Linked DNA regions of Homo sapiens: region 1 is linked to region 2. A link is an interaction called in ENCODE POLR2A ChIA-PET data of the cell type or tissue named here. Cell type or tissue: A673. All regions are shown on one strand. Links, peaks and the distances in the headings refer to the core of each region. The heading gives the core; the rest is flanking DNA.

What was found. ChIA-PET counts read pairs that join two places held together with the same protein. Peaks named below come from ENCODE experiments on the same cell type or tissue, not always from the same donor. Only the 100,000 strongest peaks of a DNase experiment are listed, where the experiment ranks them.
Region 1: POLR2A ChIA-PET joins it to region 2 with 6 read pairs; 4 of 35 experiments call an interaction of 5 or more read pairs at or near these places.

The regions. Positions count from the first base shown.
Region 1 is chr7:152,380,756-152,386,141 of GRCh38, reverse strand. All of the region lies in intron 1 of KMT2C (lysine methyltransferase 2C), which reads left to right. Among named protein-coding and RNA genes, the nearest start is that of KMT2C, 53 kb to the left of the region's middle. In A673, for the core only: no CTCF peak of the experiment used is centred there; a DNase peak (open chromatin) is centred at 2,031.
Region 2 is chr7:152,474,012-152,479,397 of GRCh38, reverse strand. No RefSeq gene overlaps it. Among named protein-coding and RNA genes, the nearest start is that of LINC01003, 13 kb to the right of the region's middle. In A673, for the core only: no CTCF peak of the experiment used is centred there; no DNase peak of the experiment used is centred there.

The sequences.
Region 1 (5,386 bases), core at 107-5,106, 93 kb after region 2:
CTTTTCTGTAGGGTCTGTGCTTTTATTTATTTTTATTTTTATTAATTTTTTTTTTTTGACGGAGTCTCATTCTGTCACTCGGGCTGGAGTGCAGTGGTATGATCTCAGCTCACTGCAACCTCGCCTCTCAGGTTCAAGCACTTCTCCTGCCTCAGCCTCCCAAGTAGCTGGTATTATAGGTGAGTGCTACCACGCCAGGCTAATTTTTGTATTTTTAGTAGAGTCGGGGTTTCACTGTGTTTGCCAGGCTGGTCTTGAACTCCTGACCTCAGGTGATTCACCCGCCTCAGCCTCCCAAAGTGCTGGGATTACAGGCATGAGCCACTGCACCTGGCCTCAGGCATAATGTGATATCGTTTATAAATATTAGAGAATGTAGTTCTAAAAAGTGAAGGCTTAAGAAAAACCTAATACCACCATCATACTTAAAAAAAAATTGACAGTTAAATCCATAATATCATCATATTCTATGTTCAGGTAAACACGTCTCAATTTTTTTTTTTTTTTTTTTTTTTTTTTTTTTTTTTTTTGAGACGGAGTCTCGCTCTGTCGCCCAGGCTGGAGTGCAGTGGCGGGATCTCGGCTCACTGCAAGCTCCGCCTCCCGGGTTCACGCCATTCTCCTGCCTCAGCCTCCCAAGGAGCTGGGACTACAGGCGCCCGCCACTACGCCCGGCTAATTTTTTGTATTTTTAGTAGAGACGGGGTTTCACCGTTTTAGCCGGGATGGTCTCGATCTCCTGACCTCGTGATCCGCCCGCCTCGGCCTCCCAAAGTGCTGGGATTACAGGCGTGAGCCACCGCGCCCGGCCAACACGTCTCAATTTTTAAAAGTATTTGAATAAGGCTTACTTATTGCGATTAAGTGTCTTAATCTGTAGGATACCACCTTCCTTTTTATTCTCACAATTTATTTGTTAAAGAAATGGGTTATTTGCCCTGTAGAGTTCCTGTAGTCAGGATTTTGCTGATTCCTGAGATTCAATACCAGGTTTATCCCCGATGTTTCTCTATTTTCTGTATTTCCAAATGAGTAGTTAGAACCAGAGGCTTGGTCAGAGTCAGGTTCAGTCTTATTTTATAAGACTGCTTCTTATATTGTGGTGCATTCTTTCATCAGGAGGCACAAAATATGGTTGTCTCTTTTTGTGACATTAGCAACTGTTGGTGACTAATGCCTAGATCTGTTGATTCATTAAGAGTTGTAAAATGATAATGTTCTAGTTGTGTTACTCCTTCATTTTATTATCTGGAATACTGTTTTATAAAAAGAAAAGTTTCCATCACCTCTTACTTGGTTGCCCAGTGTAACTGTTCATATGGGAAAGGCAGAATAAATGTTTGCTTGTTTACCTTTCTTTACCAGTTTCCAGTGTAATCAGTAGGTTCACTGTATTTTCCAGCTGTGATTAATAAATTTTTAAAATTATTATTTTTAATGTATCTGTTACTGTATAGGACAGTATCTGGAAATACCCAAAGACAAGATCTCTAAAGGAGTCATCGGCTAGTGGTGGATCAGTGCAGCGTGGTGGTGGTGGTGGTGGTGGTGGTGGTGGTGGTGGTGGTGGTGGTGGTGGTGGTGGTGGTGGTGTTATGCACATGGGGGATAATATAGCAGAGGCATTTAGCTTGAAATCAGGAAAGAGCTCTGGAGTTATCCTTGAGCTGCATTTTGAAGGTTGAGTAGCAGTTTGCTATTGGAGGAGGTAGAGGTTACTTTTCAGGCAGAGGGAGCAGCATGTGCAAAGGCTCTGAGATGTGAGAGTTTGTTACTGAAGAAATTCAGTAGGGCTGGAAGCTCAGTGAGCTTGGTGCGAGAGAGTCAAGAGATGAGGCTTTAGAGGTAGTATGGGTTTTAAGTCATTCCAAGGAATAGTTTTGATTTAACTCTGAAGGCCATGGAGAGACATTGAAAGGTTTTATCCAAGTGAATGATGTAAGGAACAAACTGTGGAACTCTTGGGGCAGCACTGAGGAGAGTGACTCATGATGCCCCTTTTCTGAACTGCTTATACAGATTTCTCATTCTTGGCATTACTCCTGATTCCTCCTTCATCTACATGCACACGCGCCTACACACACGCACACACACACAGACACACATGTCTGCCTCTCGGATCTCCTTCTAGAGTCTTAGTTCTTGTTTTTTTTTTCAGAATTTGGGCAACTAACAAGGCTAGAAAGGAGGCCATCTAAAAAAGTGATTGGTGTTGAAAAGTTGCTGCTCCTGTCCTAGCAGCACAACTCTTCACGTCATAGTAATAGGAGTAATGACGATGATGAGTGTGGACAACTAATGAGCACTTAACTGTAGTACCAGGCACTATTCTCAGAATTCATTAGTGTGACAACCCTCTAAGGTAGGGTCTGTTATCCCCATTATACAGATGGGGCAGAAACGGCAGGGAGAAGTTAAGTGACTTGCTTAAGGTAATAAATGTAGTAAGAAGCAGAGGTGGGATTGAACCTAAACAGTCTGCATCTAGAGTTCATGCTCATAACATTCTATTTATTGCCTTTCTGGTTTTATGACCCCCTTCTTATCTAAGTGTATGCTCTGTGCCCCGCATATACAAACTAGTTCCCATAACATGTGTAATATAATCCCTCCTTTCCCAGGGTTTCCCGGCTTCCTGTCCTTCCCCTTAGCTTTCTATCATCAGTTTTTCCTAGGATTTCTGGTTCAGCCTATGTCAAAGTGAGAGTCACCAACATAGTTGATGATAAATACTGTTTGATTACAGGAATGTAGGAAGATGTGCAAGCATTCTACTAAAAATGCTTTTCCCACAGATAATGTAAACTAAGGTTGCTTAGGTTTTGTAAGACTGCCATTCAACTATAAATAGGCCTTATGTATGTTTACTAAATCAGAAAAAATTTAATGTAGCTAAATTTTAAATAATCAACAACAGAAAATAAAAATATTTTGCCCCACCATCTTAAGGTTACAAGACTTAGAGGTATATTTTATTTACATGCATGCATACACACACACACACACAAATTATATATAGATGTGTGGAAAATATAGAAAAGTAGAAAAATGTATACAAATATTTGAAATACATTATGTGGAATCATGTTTGTATTTTTCTTAGCTTAGGAAAGAAAGCCATTAAAAGAGTTACATGTCAATAACCATGATACTATAGGATTTTAGTAGTTGCAGAGTATTACATTACTTAAATAAATGATTCATGGAATAGTCTTTTTTTATTGGACAAGGAATTTTCCCCTCCACCTCAATCTTTGAGAGTTAGAAACAATGCAGAGATGAGTGTCTTTATAGTTAAACCTTTGTACATTTTATAATTTACTCATGATAAATTTTCAAGTTGAATTCCTAGGCCAAAGAGTATACAGATTTTAAAGACTTTCAATGTTGGCAGATATCACTTTAGGATAATTATACCAATTTATACTCTTACCAGTAATATATGAGTGTATATATTTACCTATTCCTTGCCAGTTCTGGAAATTGTGAATTTAACAGAATCTTCCAAAAAGCATTGAAAATTGGCCTGGGAATGTAAATATCCTTTTCTTCCCCATTCAGCTTACTAATGAATCTATCATAATCTCAGCTGTCTGAATCTAAAAGAGAACCAGTAAAATTGAGATGACAAGTTTATTGCAAAATAAATGACCTGAAAGCCACAGGCATTGGGTGGGGTGGGGGAAGGGCAGGTAATGGTGACTGAGGTGACTCTGTGTTTGGGTTTTTGAAAAGATGGTAGATTTGAAGGATAAGGAGTTCAGAGAAGTAGAAAGGCAAATAGGGGCCGTTATAAATAAGGACAGTGGCATGAGCCAACAGGGTTATCTCTCATGTTTATAGAACATGGCTAGATCTGGTTTCCCTATAAGTTGATTTCTTACTGTTATTCTGAGTTGAATGCGTATCTTTTGTCTCAATGAAGCCTGAATGGCTTTTGATGTCTCTGATCTGGAAAGGTTGTTTATGTATCTCAGAATAAGTCATTTTGCTAAAAAAGGCTACTCCTGAGGGAGAGCAGTGGAAAAAAGAGTTGGAAAAGTGGATTGTAGCTAGTTGAAAAAAGGATTTGAATGTCAAGCTTTAGGAATTAGGTTCTTATTTGGTATGTTACGGGCAACCATATGGACTTTTGAGCAGGTGAAAAATACAGTATTAATGGGTAGGGATAGCTTGGGAGGGAAGGAGACATGGACATTGAGCTTCAGAAAAACCAGTTAGTAAAATATTTCAGATGATACATTGGTAATAGAAAAGGATCCGTTGAAATGTGAGGCATTCACTTGGAAAGAACTGGCAGAATGTGGTAATTAACTGCTATAAGGACCCCAAAATAAAAGGAATAATCAAACATCACTCAAAGCTTTTAGCACAGTTTTTGATAACAGTCAGTGTCAGAAGGAGAAGACAACTTTGTTCCTAAAAGTTATATTGTAAAATAAATGTAGCTTATACATTTTTGAAAGTGAAATCTCAGGATTCATGGTATCTTTACTTCTACTTGCCAAATTATTAAAATGGTGTTATATTTCTTAAGATATTTTAAAGCCTCTATTGTAGAACAGAAATAGTAGAAAATGGAACTAATGTTTATTAACAATTACTATGGAAGAGGGAATAGAAATGTGTTGCTCTTGAACAGATTTATTCAGCTTTGGCACTGTTGACATTTTGGACTAGCTAATTCCTTGTCATGGGCAGTATCTCCTGTGTGTAGGATGTTAAGCAGCATTCCTGGCCTCCACCCGCTAGATATAGTAGCACACCCGCACCCCTCCCCCCCTCCCTGCCCCCGTGACAACCAAAAATGTCTTTAGACATTGCCAGATGTCCCTTGGGGAGCAAAAATTACTCCCTCTCCCCAGTTAAGAACCATTGTTCTAGAGTACAGAATCAATCCCACTAAATAAATGTTATTGGCGTGTTTAGAACAGTGCCTAGCACATAGCTGGCACTCAAATATTTGTTGAATAAATGAGTAGTCAGATTTTCATTGTGAATTAAAAACAGAACAAAACTTGATGACTGACCACTCAAGTTGCTTTTACAAAAGAAATGGGATGTCCATTGAACATCTGTTTTAGATCTGATTTCCCAATCTGGATTATTAAAATGAGGAGGCTATTTTTTCCCAGTATATAAATGATTCTAATACTTTTTGCTGTAAAACTTTTGGAGTCTCTCTGCTAAATTATGTTCCAGTTTCGTAGCTTGGGATTCAAGTCATAAATATACTAGGTCTGTCTTACCTTTCGGTGCTTTTATTTGTTCCCTTTTGAACATGGCTGAATTTTACTTTTCTGTCCACCTGCCCGCCATTCGTGCTACCCCTCCTTCCTTTTTCCACTCTCATCTTTTTCCCATTTTCCAGTCTGTAAATCCTACC
Region 2 (5,386 bases), core at 149-5,148:
GTTAAACGCATGAATGGGTGGGGGAAAACAATTCAGTCTATAGCATCATTTAAGTTTTCTGTGCCTTAGGCATCTCCAAAATATAATTCCCATGAAATGTAAATAAAAAGAAGTCTTGGCCGGGAGTGGTGACTCACACCTGTAATCCTAGTACTTTGGGAGGACAGGGTGGATCACTTGAGTTCAAACCAGCCTGGGCAACATGATGAGACTACATCTCTACTAAAAATACAAAAAAAGGGCCGGGTGTGGTGGCTTGCGCCTGTAATCCTAGCACTTTGGGAGGCCTAGGTGAGTGGATTGCCTGAGCTCAGGAGTTCAAGACCAGCCTGGCAACATGGTGAAACCCCGTTTCTACTAAAATACAAAAAATTAGCCAGGTGGCCGGGCGCAGTGGCTCACACCTGTAATCCCAGCACTTTGGGAAGCCAAGGCAGACGGATCACCTAAGGTTGGGAGTTCAAGACCAGCCTGCCAACATGGAGAAACCCCTGTCTCTACTAAAAATACAAAATTAGCTGGGCGTGGTGGTGCATGCCTATAATCCACGCTACTCAGGAGGCTGAGGCAGGAGAATTGCTTGAACCTGGAAGGCGGAGATTGTGGTGAGCCGAGATCACGCCATTGCATTCCTGCCTGGGCAACAACAGTGAAACCCTGTCCCCCCACCTCCCCTGAAAAAAAAGAAAAATTAGCCAGGCGTGGCAGCCTGTGCCTGTAATCCCAGCTACTCGGGAGGCTGAGACAGAAGAATCGCTTGAACCCGGGAGGCAGAGGTTGCAGTGATCCAAGATTGGGCCACTGCACTCCAGCCTGGGGGACAAAGCAAGACTCTGTCTCAAAAAAAAAAAAAATTAGCTGGGTATGATGGCGGGGTGGTCCCAGTTACTTGGGAGGTTGAGGTGGGAGATCACTTGAGCTGGGGGGTGGAGGTTGCAGTAAGTGGGGATCATTCCTACACTCCAGCCTGGGTGACAGAGCAAGACCCTGTCTCAAAAAAAAAAAGAAGTCCAGTAGAAGAGTAAGTCAACATTGACTCAATGTCATTTGGTTATGCTGATTGATTTCCTTTGAATTTATGCTAACTGATACGAATACCAAGCAGTTTTATACTTCTAAAGGTTTACTTTAGTCCAAGTAAGCAATTTAATATTGAAACAAGGAAAAGATTGTTGCTTGCACATACAGATTTTTTTTCTGCCAATGCAAAATACAGTGATATTATTTATTTATTCATTATATATACCCTTACCTTTCCCAAAAGGGACTGGAGCCTGCTACAAAATGAAATGAAGGATTCTTTGGTTCAAATCAAAATTTCCTTGCTGTAGAAAAAGTCAATGCAGTTTGGAATTTGTTTGGTTGTTATACTTGTCTTTTTCTTTTTTTTTTTTTTTATTTTTTTGAGATGGAGTCTTGCTCTGTCGCCCAGGCTGCAGTGCAGTGGCACGATCTCAGCTCTGCCTTCCAGGGTCAAGGGATTCTCCTGAGTAGCTGGGTTGACAAGCGCCCACCATCATGCCTGGCTAATTTTTGTATTTTTAGTAGAGAAGGCGTTTTGCCATGTTGGCCAAGCTGGTCTCGAACTCCTGATCTTGGGTGATCCGCCTGCTTCGGACTCCCAAAGTGCTGGGATTATAGGTGTGAGTCACCATGCCTGGCCAAAAAAAAAAAAATTTTTTTTTTTTGAGATGGAGTTTCGCTCTTGTTGCCCAGGCTGGAGTGCAATGGTGCAATGTCGGCTCACCACAACCTCCACCTCCCAGGTTCAAGAGATTCTCCTGCCTCACCCTCCCGAGTAGCTGGGATTACAGGCATGTGCCACCACACCCGGCTAATTTTGTGTATTTATTTTTAGTAGAGACGGGGTTTCTCCATGTTGATCAGGCTGGTCTAGAACTCCTAACCTCAGGTGATCCGCCTGCCTCAGTCTCCCAAAGTGCTGGATTACAGGCATGAGCCACCGCCCCTGGCCAAAAAAAAAATTTTTTTTTAATTAGCCAGGCATTGTGGCACACTTCTGTAGTCCCAGCTATTTGAGAGGCTGAATGAAGCAGGAGGATTGCTTGAGCTCAAGAGGTTGAGGCTGCAGTGAGCCATGATGGAGCCACTGCACTCCAGCCTGGGTGATAGAGCCAGACCCTGTCTGAAAAAAAAAAGTTATCAGTGTGGGCCCTGATTCAATATGACTGGTGTCCTTATAACAAGAGGAGATTAGGACACAGACACACACATAAGGAAAACCATGTGAAGACACAAAAAAAGACACCATCTACAAGCTGAGACGCCCTCAGGAGAGGCCAACCCTGCTAATGCCTTGATATTGGACTTCAGGCCTCTGGAGCTAAGAGAAAGTACATTTCTGCTACCACCCAGTCTGTGCTACTTTGTTACCGCAGCCCTAGCAAACTAACATCCCTTCTTAGATGCTATCCATCCGTCATAGACTATCCTTCCTCAAACAAAGCTGGGGGACGGGCGGGCTTTAAGGGTTACAGTGGGGGAAAATAATTCACACCATCCCTCTCTGCTCAAAGCCGGTATTACTGAGGTAGCATCAGTATGAAATGCACTTTGATTTACTTCTCTAGCATTGGGAGTAGGTTATGCTCAGCCATCTGTTCTCTCTTGCCCAGTTCCCTTGAGATAGTTGGAAAACATTTTTGAAATCTGGAGACAGTAACATCTGTAGCTGTAGTATAATTTTTTTGTTTCTTTTATGGAACTAAAACTCAATAAGCACATGCTCAGTTTGATTTTTAGTTTCTTCCCTGATTGTGTATGTACAACATGTCACTAGAAAAATTTTTGGAAATCCATAACTGCTATGATTTTGCCATATTTTCATCTGCCCTTTTATTCTATCCTTTTAAATGTATTTTAATCAATTAAAAAACTAACACCAGCTGGGCACGGTGGCTCACGCCTGTAATCCCAGCACTTTGGGAGGCCGAGGCAGGCAGATCACCTGAGGTCAGGAGTTTGGGACCAGCCTGGCCAACATGGTGAAACCCCATCTCTACCAAAAATACAAAAATTAGCTGGGCATGGTGGCACACGCCTGTAATCCCAGTTACTCAGGAGGCTGAGATAGGAGACTCACTTGAACCCGGGAGGTGGAGGTTGCAATGAGCCAACATCACGCCATTGCACTCCAGCCTGGGCAACAAGAGTGAAACTCAGTCTCAGAAAAAAAAACAAAAAAACTAACACCACCTTTTAACTCCTAAATGTGTTTTTATACATAATTTTATTTCATGGTTCTCTGTTCATCTAACATATGGTATTAGGCCATTTTATTAAACCCTTCTCATAAGCATTCCGTTATATGAAGATACACTTTTTTTTTTTTTTTTTTTAAGACGGAGGCCCGCTCTGTTGCCCAGGCTGGATTGTAGTGGCACGGTCTCAGCTCACTGCAGCCTTCACCTCCCAGGTTCAAGCGATTCTCCTGCCTCAACCTCCCGAGTAGCTGGGATTACATACGCCTGCCAACATGCCCAGCTAACTTTTTGTATTTTTAGTGGAGACAGGGTTTCACCATGTTGGCTAGGCTGGTCTCGAACTTCTGACCTCGTGATCCACCCTCCTTGGCCTCCCAAAGTGCTGGGATTACAGGCGTGAGCCACCGCGCCCGGCCGAAGATATACATTTTATTTAAACATTTCTCTATCAATGCATGTAGATCCCAACTAAATGTAACTTCACAGAATTGTTCTATTTCTTCAGACTACTCACAATCATCATAATACACAACCCATCTGAACAAACCTGGAATCTTTTCCAGCATGCTGCTGTTCTCATTGGGCTTCGTTGGTTTTTTGGTTTTTTTGTTGTTTGTTTATTTGTTTTAGAGATGGAGTCTCGCCCTGTGGCACAGTCTAGAGTGCAGTGGCGTGATCTCCCTCACTGCAACCTCCGCCTCCTGGGTACAAGCACTCCTCCTGCCTCAGCCTCCTGAGTAGCTGGGATTACAGGTGTCCACCACGACACCCGGCTGATTTTTGTATTTTTAGTAGAGACGGGGTTTCGCCATGTTGGCCACGCTTGTCTCGAACCCGTGACCTCAGGTGAACCAGTTGCCTCGGGCTCCCAAAGTGTTGGCATTACAGGCGTGAGCCATAGCACCCGGCCTCATCTTCCATTTCTTCAGCTGCCTTGAACCCTCCAACCCAGGCACAAGATGAATGCTGTAGTTTGCTGTACCTTCGGGATTATGCTAACCTTTGGCCCTTACTGGTCCTAAAAAGTGACTGAATGTTTGTTCTTTCCTGCCTTTCTCTAATTGTACCCCAAGCATATCCTCTTTCAGGTCTTTTCTGTCATGGTTGGTGTGTCTTTTTCTACTGGCATCTGACTTCTCATGTCAGTAAGAAATATTCCCTGACAAGGGCAGAGGAGAGAGAGAATGAGCCAAGACTGAGGCAGCAAATGTGGTAGGAGCAAAATGAGAAACTCAAAAGAGAGAGAAATACGAGAGCACTAAGGGCCAATAGATGGAGACAGACCTAGACACAGCTACCACCTCCCCTCCTCCATCTACTTCCTCATCAAAACCCAACAAAACCAGGCCAGGCACAGTGGCTCAAGCCTGTAATCCCAGCACTTTGGGAGGCCAAGGCAGGTGGATCACCTGAGCCCAGGAGTTCAAGACCAGCCAGGCCAACATGGTGAAACCCCATCTCTACTAAAATACAAACATTAGCTGGGCCCAGTGGCACGTGCCTATATTCCCAGCTCCTAGGGAGGATGAGGCAGAAGAATCACTTGACCCCAGGAGGCAGAGGTTGCAGTGAGCTGAGATTGCGCCACTGCACTCCATCCTGGGCAACAGAGTCAGACTCCGTCTCAAAAAAAAAAAAAAAAAAAGAAGAAGAAAGAAAAGGAAAAAAAAGTAAAGGAAGATGAGGTAGCAAATAGGAAACTAAAATATTTAATTTTTTTTTTTTTGCTGTGTAGAGTTCATTTATTTATTTGTGTGTGTTTCTTTTTTTTATTATTATACTTTAAGTTTTAGGGTACATGTGCACAATGAGGAAACTAAAATATGACGACATAGTGTATATAAATTATTTAGAACAATGTCCAGCACTCTGCTCAATGTCAAGACATTGTTATTGTCATCATCGTTATTAGTTCTGTAGTACTTTGGGGAATTTCTTCTTCTAGTATAATCTTTCACAGTTGACTACTATTGCTAGGTTCTAATTAGTCAAGATTTCCAGTGATGTTCATTTGAATCAAGGCAAGGACTGTCGTCATTATTATTATTCACTATTATAATTATTTAGAGATGAGGTCTTGCTACATTACCCAGGCTGGAGTGCAGTGGCTACTTCATAGGTGTGATCATAATGCACTACAGCCTTGAACTCCTAGACTCAAA